Regions from separate parts of the Homo sapiens genome. Here region 2 is linked to region 1. Evidence: read pairs that join two places in POLR2A ChIA-PET (ENCODE). Cell type or tissue: MCF 10A. All regions are shown on one strand. Links, peaks and the distances in the headings refer to the core of each region. The heading gives the core; the rest is flanking DNA.

Region 1 (5,390 bases), core at 221-5,220:
TGGTTGGTTATTGGCTAACCTTAATTCAATAATGACACTGTTCTTAGCATATCACATCTATTAATTCATTTTATTCTCAGACACATTCATTTTCCCATTTTATTCATGTAGAATGGAAGGCACGAAGAGGTTAAATTACTTGCCCAAAGTCACCCAGCTAGTAATTGCTCACATTGAAATTTGAACCCAAGTCTTCTGGCTCTGGAGACCATAATCTTATGAATTTCTTCACTTCTCTGGGACAAATAAATTAAGTATATTTTTCCCAACTTCCTAATGCTTATGTTACATACAGCACAATCAAACAGAAATGAGTTATCATGCCAGTGCCTAAGAGAGGCTGGTTATGTTTCTGAGGCACCTCAGAGGCCATCTGTGGTCCCACTGGCGATGATCTGAGCAAATTCCTTAACAAATGCCTAGCCACAGTAAGTCCTCTGTAAGTTTCGACTACATCACGATTGTCATGGAAGGATGGAGCAGGATGGTGTCTGCCTGCTGTGGATGTGTAAACTTCTATGCGTCATGCATGGTATCACAAGTTCATGAAAAGAAGCCTCAGAATCCCTGAGAAGTAGCCAAAGATCTTTGAGCCAAAGATCTTTATTTCCCCATATTGAGTCTGATACTCTTTTTCATGCCTCAAAAGAATTCAGTCAGGGTGTTTAGAAAAATTAATTATTCTACTAAATAGATGACAACTCCCCAATAAATGTGTTTTATAAGTACAGATATGCATGCATTTTTTTGCAAGATAAACATGTGCAATGTGAAAAAGTCAGAGCCTCAGAATTATTAAGGGGGAAAGCGAGCAACCAACCAACCAAGAGAGCAAGGTGATCAAGAGCAGAGATTGAGCTAGGAGCTTCCAGGACTTTCTCAAGGGAAGGCATTTTGTTCTCTACTGATCACCCTCCAGTGACTCCTAAAGCCTAATTCCAAATCTCATTTTTCTACAGGTGAATGTTTGCACAGAGAGTGACGGAACAAGATCCCCAAAGGAGAAGTGGTTAATCCTTTGCTTTCATGTGAGTGCTCAGGCTCTTGAGATTAATACCAGGATGTGTAAACTACACCTTGTCATTTGTATTCATGTCAGTTTTATTATGTTATTCAGTACTAATAGATTAGAATTCCAGAGCATTCCTCACTGGCAGTATTCCTGGGAAGTAGTAAAGACAGACAAGCATCTTCACATGCATAAAAAGAAGCTAATTCATATTTTTGCCTCCTGCTTCCTAGTGAAGAGTAAGCTCAGTCAAGTGTGTTTCTGATGTACACGGCAGGCACTGTGTGATTCCTTAGTAAACAGCAATTAGTGGTGACGATGGATGCTAATACCATATTAAAATAAACTTACAAGGCCAGCCCAACACAGAAGAGCATGGAAACTCCCTCTTGGTATGAGACAGAATGATCTGTATCTTAAACAACTGCACAGGCCTCAAAATATTACTCATCCAGGAAAATAGAAGGCTAAGTACCAAATATCCATTCTAATATTCTAAATAGAGGTATCACTGGGGGAGGATATATATTTTCAAGTTTTGGTTAATAATAAAAGTTAAAAAACAAAGAGCATCCTTCAGTTTTTAACTATTAACTTTATTAACTGGAAAAACATTCTCCTTCTTCAAATAGTTGGAGCAGGTGGTGTGGGAGAGTGGCTAACAGTGTGGCATTGGGACTCAGACTGACATGGCTTTACCCCTGACAAGTGGTGAAAGCTTAGTTTGTTGATTCCTGATCTACAGCAAGGATCAGATGAGACCAAAAAAGGGGCTGTGAACAATGCCTGGCAGATATCTAGTGCTCATTGTGTTTGTTTTTGTTAGCTCTCTAGTCACAGTTTTCATCTAACCAAAATGTTGCCAGATAATTCTCATCTTTATGGATAATTGGTAATCTGTTTCTCCTTTAAAATGTTTTCAGTGTCATGGCCGGGCATGGTGGCTCACACCAGTAATCCCAGCACTTTGGGAGGCCGAGGCAGGCGGATCACCTGAGGTCGGGAGTTCGAGATCAGCCTGACCAACATGGAGAAACCCCGTCTCTACTAAAAATACAAACTTAGTCAGGCATGGTGGCACATGCCTGTAATCCCAGCTACTTGGGGAGCTGAGGCAGGAGAATCACTTGAACCCGGGAGGCGGAGGTTGCAGTGAGCCGAGATCGCACCACTGTACTCCAGCCTGGGCAACAAGTGCGAAACTCTGTCTCAACCACAACAACAACAAAAAATGTTTTCAGCGTCAACTGTCAGAACCTGAGTAAGATCAGATTAAGAGAAGGCAGAGTGAGAATAGCATTCAATATCATGGTATGTTCACCATATGTACTATGCTTAGAGTGGTTGTAGGGGCAGTGGTGATGGTGGTGGTGAGAGGAGTATGGAAGACATACAGTTTGAGGTTGTTTTAGGCCGGGGGCCAATTAAAATTTAAGACGCTGCTGGAAGTCAATTCAAACAGCAGATTGAATTATTTTCTTTCTGATCAGATAGTTTGGGGTTCTGTGTTAACAAGAAGGATGCTCCTCCCTTAGGAAGGAGAAAACAGACTAGAGTAAGAGCCAATTCTACCACCTTTAAAGAAAGTACCGAATTATTCTTTTTAAAAAGGCTCATTGATGAGTTGAGGGAGACCAAACCAAACAAAACATAACAGAACTGTTGTCTCTCTGTTTTGGGAGGAGTGCCAGAGAAGGCTCAATACAATGGACTTTACTGCATCTAAGTTCCACGTCACGGCTCAGATCATTTGTCCCAGAGCCACATAAGCAGGTGTGGCTGCTTTTTGCTGATGGCTCTTCAGAATGGTCCCTTGGTGGCATCATCCCACTGCCTCCTTTTGTCCTGAGGCTTCATCGCTCTCTCTTCACTGGGAGAAGAGATAATGTCTGTTTTCAGATCTATTCATGAAATACCAGACTTGGCAGAGCAGCCTCCCTGGAGAACCTGATAATTAAGACAGTTGCTTAATTAGAATGATGATGTGTGTGTCTGCACTGAATGCCAAGCACTATAATTACACTGTGAACCTGAAATGTGGGCCCCAGGCACTTCAGGTCAGCTTTCTAGGTATTTGCTTGCTTCATGGGGAAGCAAGGGCTGCTCAGTGTTCCTAACACATTTTAAACACCTTAGGCGAGTTGGAATGAAGGTGGGTTTTGCAATCAGATGACCTGTCTTTAACTCACAGATCTGCCACTCACCAATAGTGTGATTTGGGCCAAATTTTAAAACTCCCTGAAGCTCAATTCTCTTTTCTGTTACATAGAATTGATTATGTGTGTATCATAGTATTGTTAGAAAGATTACATGAAATTATATTAATATAGTCCTCAGGAAATATTAGGACACATTCATTATTTGGTGTTTTCACCAGCGTAGTTAATTATAAACACTTGGATAAGTTTGCAGAATTTAGCAAATAAAAAATATAGATAAACAACAATTTTCTAGCATAAGTATATCCCAATTGACATGAGTCATACTTACATTAATACTAAAAATTATTTGTTGTTTATCTGTAATTCAAATCGTACTGGGCATCATGTATTTTATCTGGTGACTCGACATTTGAGGGATCTCGAAATCCTCTTTTTGAAATATTCGTTTATAGAATAACTGGGTGAACACTATCAAAGCTATGTTAGGTCTCTCAAGCCAAACTTTCAAGTTCTACTCAGAGTGCCCTGGCAGAAAACAAACCTCAAACTTTCCAGCTTTGGATATTCAAAATAGGAAAAATACCCAATGCAAACAGAGCCCTAAAAAACAAGAACTGTGAGTATAATGTTCTATCATTAAAAAAAAAAGATTTGTATTAAAAAATCATTTAGGAATTCCCCAAATCTGAGAAAAGCTCCTTTGGCCTGTTTAAACTTGTCAAGAACAATTATAATTGCCCATTCTGAGCCTTGGGAAGAAATGACAGATTCTTCTTACCTTAGCCAAAGCCCTTAAAGCCCCAAAAGGCCAGAACTGCACCAGAGATTGGGAAACTGCAGAACGTCTGTGTGTGTCTGCAGAGGGGTTTCTCTTCTTAGCACATTCAGTGAAAGTCTTCAAAGGCAAAAAGTTTCCTAGCTTAGACTCAAACAGATGGCCCTCTGCTTCTCTCTAAACCAGTATGCAAATTAGTATATCCTCTAAGGTTAGGGGTGAGAGGGGAAGGCATGGGAGAATGTAAGCATAATAATTGTCTCTCAGAGCTGTGAGAATTAAAAACAAAAAAAGATAATATATCTTACAGAAAACCTTTAGTACAGTTCCCAGCATACAAATATCACTACTAGAGAAGATCAGAGAAAGGCAGTTGGGAATAGGAAGGTCCTGGAGACGGGGTAAGGGGACATTGGAACATCCCCAGATACCTGTTAGGAAGCAAGTTCTGGGAATAAACACAAGGATGGGTTTTGCTTTGCCATACAAAGTTTTGAAAGCTAGAGGTGAGACACAGAAAAGCATTATGTACTAATGCTTGTGTACAAACGGGATAATGAAGAACTAGGGAAGGCAGAGGGCTTTACTAACCCTAATCCTCACTCTGTCCTAAATAAGTATACACTCTACATATACTCTCAGTGACCAAAAATGAGGGTAAATTATGATCTATGCATCCATTTAAAAGTACACTGTTAGGCAGAAGGAATAAATTCTAGTGCTTGACGGCGCAGAAGGTTAACTGTAGTTAACAATATGTTGTATATTTCAAAATAGCTAGAAGAAAAGATATGAAATGTTCTCAACACAAAGAAATGGTAAATATTCCAGGTGATGGATATCTTAAATACCCTGACTTGGTCATTACACATTCTATATGTGTACCAAAATTTCTCATGTCCCCCATAAATATGTGCAAATATTATGTATCAATAAGTAATAAAAATAGTAAAAAGGGTTTTGCCTGAAAACAAGGAAATAATTACAGTATTCAGTATGAATTTTGTAAATATATATATAAAAGGTTTCACTGGGCACTATTGGAAAAGGTACACTTTTGAAGAATGAGTATTTTTTGAGATGGTCACACTATTTTGCTAAATAAAAATAAACAATTGACAAAAAATTGTGTGTATAAAACTAAAAGGATAGACATCAACATGTATGTACCATGATGTCCTAGAGGTAGAAGGATTATGTGTGATTACATAAAGGATCACTTTTTATAACTTCATGTATTACAGATTTCCTACTCTGAATATTATGCCTTAATTTTTAAATTAGAAAAGATGGCATCTATGAAAAATACCATTAACATCCATAGATAATACCCCTCCTACATCCCCTCATAAAAATTTAAGATTTTGTTAGGGATTTGCTCATATGGAAAATAACAGACAAAAAAAGTAGGTTAGCTCAGGGCAGTCAGTGATGGAAAGTCAAA
Region 2 (5,390 bases), core at 204-5,203, 260 kb after region 1:
GGCATGTTTTTGCAGTGGCTGGTACTGGTTGTTCCTTTCCATGTTTAGTGCTTCCTTCAGGTGCTCTTTTAGGGCAAGCCTGGTGGTGACAAAATCTCTCAGCATTTGCTTGTCTGTAAAGGATTTTATTTTTCCACTTCTGAAGCTTAGTTTGGCTGGATATGAAATTCTGGGTTGAAAATTCTTTTCTTTAAGAAAGTTGAATATTGGCCCCCACTCTCTTCTGGCTTGTAGAGTTTCTTCTGAGATATCAGCTGTTAGTCTGATGGGCTTCCCTTTGTGGGTAACCCGACCTTTCTCTCTGGCTGCCCTTAACATTTTTTCCTTCATTTCAACTTTGGTGAATCTGACAATTATGTGTCTTGGAGTTGCTCTTCTTGAGGAGTATCTTTGTGGCATTCTCTGTATTTCCTGAATTTGAATGTTGGCCTGCCTTGCTAGATTGGGGAAGTTCTCCTGGACAATATCCTGCAGCGTGTTTTCCAACTTGTTTCCACTGAATGAAATTTTTTTAATTTTAGAACTAGAAAAACATATTATCTTAGAAACTGATAAACTTCTTAACAAACAATAGCTTCAATCATTTGAAACATTTTACATTAAAAAGGAACTCTTGGTTTTAAAAAATAGGGGCCCCTATAGTCTAGACTCCGCTGGACACTAACACTCCTGGGAATGTCTGTAGCGTATATTACTCTCTACAGGATATTGATCGTGTTTTGATTTGACTAGTTGGATGCTTAGGAAGGAGTCCACCAATTCCATGGACTTTAACCATAGCTCCCAAGGATGTCAGTGTACTAACAACGAACTGCTTTGTTCAGTTACCCAGCCTATTGCATGCCAACTCAGCGATCTTGTAATTAGGTACCATTCAGGCTACTCTGACTTAGCCTGGAAGAGTAGAAGTAAATAAATGTGTTAACAGTCTGAGTCCTTAAAGTTATAGACTTACTTAATGTAAACCTCAGCTGACAACAGTTTTCTAAATGGTTCTTCAAACTTCCAAAGACTTTGGTTTGAAGCATGATGGTGAAACATATAACATCTTCCCCTTTAAGACAATCCTCTGGTCAATCTGGAAACAATACTTAGAACCAAATGGAAAATTAAACCATTGGGAGGTGGTGGAAAACCATCTAGCCACGATCAGTTCAAAGTCCGGATGCTTAAATGATGCAAAACACTCTGTTATAGATACTATACAGGACAGATTATCAAAATAAAGAGTTGATAATAACATTTATGCAAACAAAAAGCAGTCATATGAAGAAAACCATGGTTATAATAAATGACCTCATGGAGATAGCAAATTTCAAGTCTTTCCCACTATGAATACTGCAAGAAGGTAACCATGGTTATAAAAAAAAGTCCCCATGGAGATAGCAAAAAATAGTAGTAAAAAATTTCTACTAGTAGTGGTAAAAAAAATTACTACTATGAGTACTACCAGAAGGTAAAATTAGCTGACATCATTTATAATGTCATATATCTGGTCTACTGGTGTATCATTGTATTAGTCCATTTTCACGCTGCTAATAAAGACATACCTGAGACTGGGTAATTTACAAAGGAAAGAAGTTTAATGAACTCACAGCTCCACATGCCTGGGGAGGCCTCACGATCATGACAGAAGATGAAGGAAGAGCAAAGAGATGTCTTACATGGCAGAGGGAAACAATTTGTTTAGGGGAACTATCAACTCCCCTTTATAAATGAGAGTTCCCCTCTAGAAAACCATCAGGTCTCCTGAGACTTACTATCACGAGAACAGCATGGGAAAGACCTGCCCCCATGATTCAATTACCTCCCACCAGGTCCCTCCCACGACACGTGGGAATTATGGGAGTTACAATTCAAGATGAGATTTGGGTGGGGACATAGCCAAACCATATCAATCATAAACTGAAATTTTTAGGTGGGTGAGAAATATTACCAGAAATACATCCATAACACCTACAACTGCACAAAACCACACACACACATATTTTACAGTGTAGTACTTTCCTTTTCTCTTATAAATTCTTTGTTAGAAGTTTACCAAGATGGAATGCATAGTTTTATCTGAGACAAGCAGCCATTTAACATGTGCAAAGTAAAGAGATAAGCACTAGACACCCCAACTAACAACATGAAGGGGAGCATCCTGAGGAGAATTAGAAATGAGGTTGAAAAAGGAATATCATTAAGGCCGCCATCTTGTGTCAAATTACAACTCTTGATTCAACCCCGTGCTTGGTTGAATAATGGACAATTTTTGAGAAACTATATTGACACCTCTGTCTTTAAAAACTGAGGATGGCATGAACACAAGTTGCCTCACTTTAATGTGGAAACAGGGATACGTAGCTCTACTGGCCTAATTGTGCAATTGCAATTTAATACAGGCTCCCAAATTTGACAATGATCAATGTGTTAGGTTATTATATGCTTTGTTAACAGAAAAGAAAAATGTGTTTATCTGTAAATCTTAGGCAGGGAAGAGTAATACATTCTCATTTTGTAACATTTATTTCCTCATAGAATTGGTTAAGTACTGTACTCAGTTTTTGTATCAGATTCAGTCAATAAAAACTCATTGATAGTCCATTACTACTTGACAAATTCTACTGTAAGGACTTTAGCTAGATCGTCCCAAGCCCCTGCCTGGTTGATATTTTTCTCCCCTCCATCTTTTCAACTTCATCGGAAGTGATACATTATAAACAAACATATTTATCTTCCAGCTAATCCCAAATGGATGAAATAAAGAGCTTGACACCAATTTTAAGCTTTTCCTCTTTTCCTCTCCTAATCATTTATTGCAGAAGAAAAATAGCCCTACAAAAATGGATTTTTACCACATGCTCAATAAATTCTAGGTGCATTTCTCTGATTCTCTGTCCCAGTACAAAATTCCTCTATCAAGATTAATATTAAACTCAGCTCAAGGCTGAGCACCAGATTTGAGCAATGACAAATTTCTCACCATTTCCCCACAGATCTTTTACTTTGTCTGCCAAGTTGCGAATTTCAAGCTTGCCCTATAACCACACACAGAGGAAAAACGCTCCTATCAATGACAGTAAACCAAACTCTTTTGACCTCTGATTGACACAGGGATACAACTGGAGTTCTTGATGTGTTACTTGATTTTTTCATTCTGTGAAAAAAAATTTTTGTGCATTCTGCAAAATTTAGATAATTCATAGTGAAAGTCCAGTGTAGTGTCTTGAGAAGAGAACAAATAATCATATAAACATTTTTAGGTCAGTTGTACCAAAATTTTGCATTTCAATCAGTAAAATACATTTTTTAGATAATTTAAAAAATAAAATAAACTGCAGATTCAAACTGTGTCAAGTACACTCATGTAAAATCCACCATTGACTATTAATTACATGATACAAATCTCAGAATAAGGGACCGTTTTTTTAAAAAGTGAATGTTAGCTTTAAGTACAACTCATGACATTACCCCTTTTCCTCTTATTTTAGTACAGATTCAACGTGGACATATAACATTTTGCATCTCTGTTCTTGGGAGCAGTGGCATCAGTTGATAGAATAGAGCCTTCTGCCCATACAGATAAAAAGCAAGCAACCAGCAGACCTCGGCCCTGATCCCAGCATTTTCTTTGTTAAATAGATGACAATTCCATGAACTTGCCTTTTAGGCAAGACAAATCACTTTCCCTTCCGAAGCTCACCATTTTGTTTATATTGCGTGATCATTGTAGAGATCAAAGAAGATTGTGACATCCTAATTGGGTAAAAGAACATACCTACCAATAGGTATATTTGATGGGACAACTATCTTAAGTTATTTTTAGTTGTTCAGGTCGACTTTGATGAAGTGTCCACTTGACTGGTAGTCAAAAAACTGGAAATGAAAACAGTCCCCATTTAAACTCTTATCATTGCTATCTAAACAGCATAGAATTATTGTGGACATTTTCACTTATAAGTTTTAATAAGTTAGCCGTGAACTCAAAATACTAAATCACAAAGAAGCCCATTACAAAAAGCAATCTGTTAAATTCCAACTACAAAACTCTCTATTTGTATTCACCCTTTGCTTTTGAAAAGATTATTTTACCTCATTTAAACATTTACTCCTGGAATTCTCAACATGACCTTGATAGAGAAGACAATTTTTTTTGTCTTCTTTCCCTTCAGAATTTCACCATTTTGTTTACATTGCATGATCTATTTGTATTCACCCTTTGCTTTTGAAAAGACTATTTTACCTCATTTAAACATTTATTCCTGGAATTCTCAACATGACCTTGATATGCAAGACAATTTTTCATTGACAAAAATTTCTTTGAGGCTTTGTGTACATGTATTGTTTGAGCTAGGCAAAATGTTCGCTCAAGAAAGCAACAGTAAAAGTTAATGACATTTTACTCAAATTAAATAAATTCCAAGAGCAACTGCTGAATGTGAGGGCCTCATTTGTCATATTGTCTATTCTGTTTGGGGAGAACAGTTCCTCTTGTTCTATTTCGTTTTATTTGAGAACGTGTCTCAACTTCTCTCCCACTCAAGAACTCTGAAGTTTGAATTTGGCTTGCACTACCTTGCATTTCAGCCCTTCCCTGGATTTCTCTGGGGTTCTTTGGGTATGGCATGAAGCCATGTGCGGTCTCCTATGCAATCAGGTTATTGCCATGGGAGACTTTCCCTAATTGTGTTAGTCTATTGAGATTACAACCCTGCAAGTGCATATCTGGGCATCTAGGAAATAGGTATTAATATTTGATTGCTGAGTTTTTGTTCATGTATTCTTTAATCGATTAGAATTGTGGACCTTCTAAACAATGACCAGACATTGTACGTGCCAGTTTATATAGTGATGGAGAGGTGCCTCCCCTAACTCCAGACACCTGAGAGGCAATGAAAATTTACTAAGTAGTAGAGAGATCATGTAAGACAGAAAAGGACGAGGGGTGCAAATGTATGCCCATTCCATTTCTGAATGCATTGCCTAACCAAAGTCCATTTGATTACTGTGATATTCACACCGTAGTTTTCAACCCTAGTTAATTGCAATTGTCCCAACATACACATACTCCCTCTTTAATTTTTTTCCATTGTACTTAACATCTTCATACACACTATATATTTATTTTTGTTGAAAGTCTAACTATAGTGCTGAGAGACAGGACTAGCTGGATTTCCTAGGCCGACTAAGATTTCCTAAGCCTAGCTGCGGAAGGTGACTGCACCCACTTTTAAACACGGGGCTTGTAACTCAGCTCACATCTGACCAATCAGGTAGTAAAGAGGGCTCACTAAAATACCAATTAGGCTAAAAGCAGGAGGCAAAGAAATAGTCAAATCATCTATCATCTGAGAGCACAGGGGAGGGACAATGATTGAGATATAAACCCCAGGCATTCGAGCTGG

What was found. Peaks named below come from ENCODE experiments on the same cell type or tissue, not always from the same donor. Only the 100,000 strongest peaks of a DNase experiment are listed, where the experiment ranks them.
Region 2: POLR2A ChIA-PET joins it to region 1 with 5 read pairs; 2 of 35 experiments call an interaction of 5 or more read pairs at or near these places.

The regions. Positions count from the first base shown.
Region 1 is chr15:93,893,474-93,898,863 of GRCh38, forward strand. LINC01579 (long intergenic non-protein coding RNA 1579) reads right to left here. Exons shown (of 4, transcript NR_138083.1): 4 at 2,586-2,956. Among named protein-coding and RNA genes, the nearest start is that of LINC01579, 4.4 kb to the right of the region's middle. In MCF 10A, for the core only: no CTCF peak of the experiment used is centred there; a DNase peak (open chromatin) is centred at 3,128.
Region 2 is chr15:94,152,104-94,157,493 of GRCh38, forward strand. No RefSeq gene overlaps it. Among named protein-coding and RNA genes, the nearest start is that of LINC01581, 47 kb to the left of the region's middle. In MCF 10A, for the core only: a CTCF peak has its summit at 2,386; no DNase peak of the experiment used is centred there.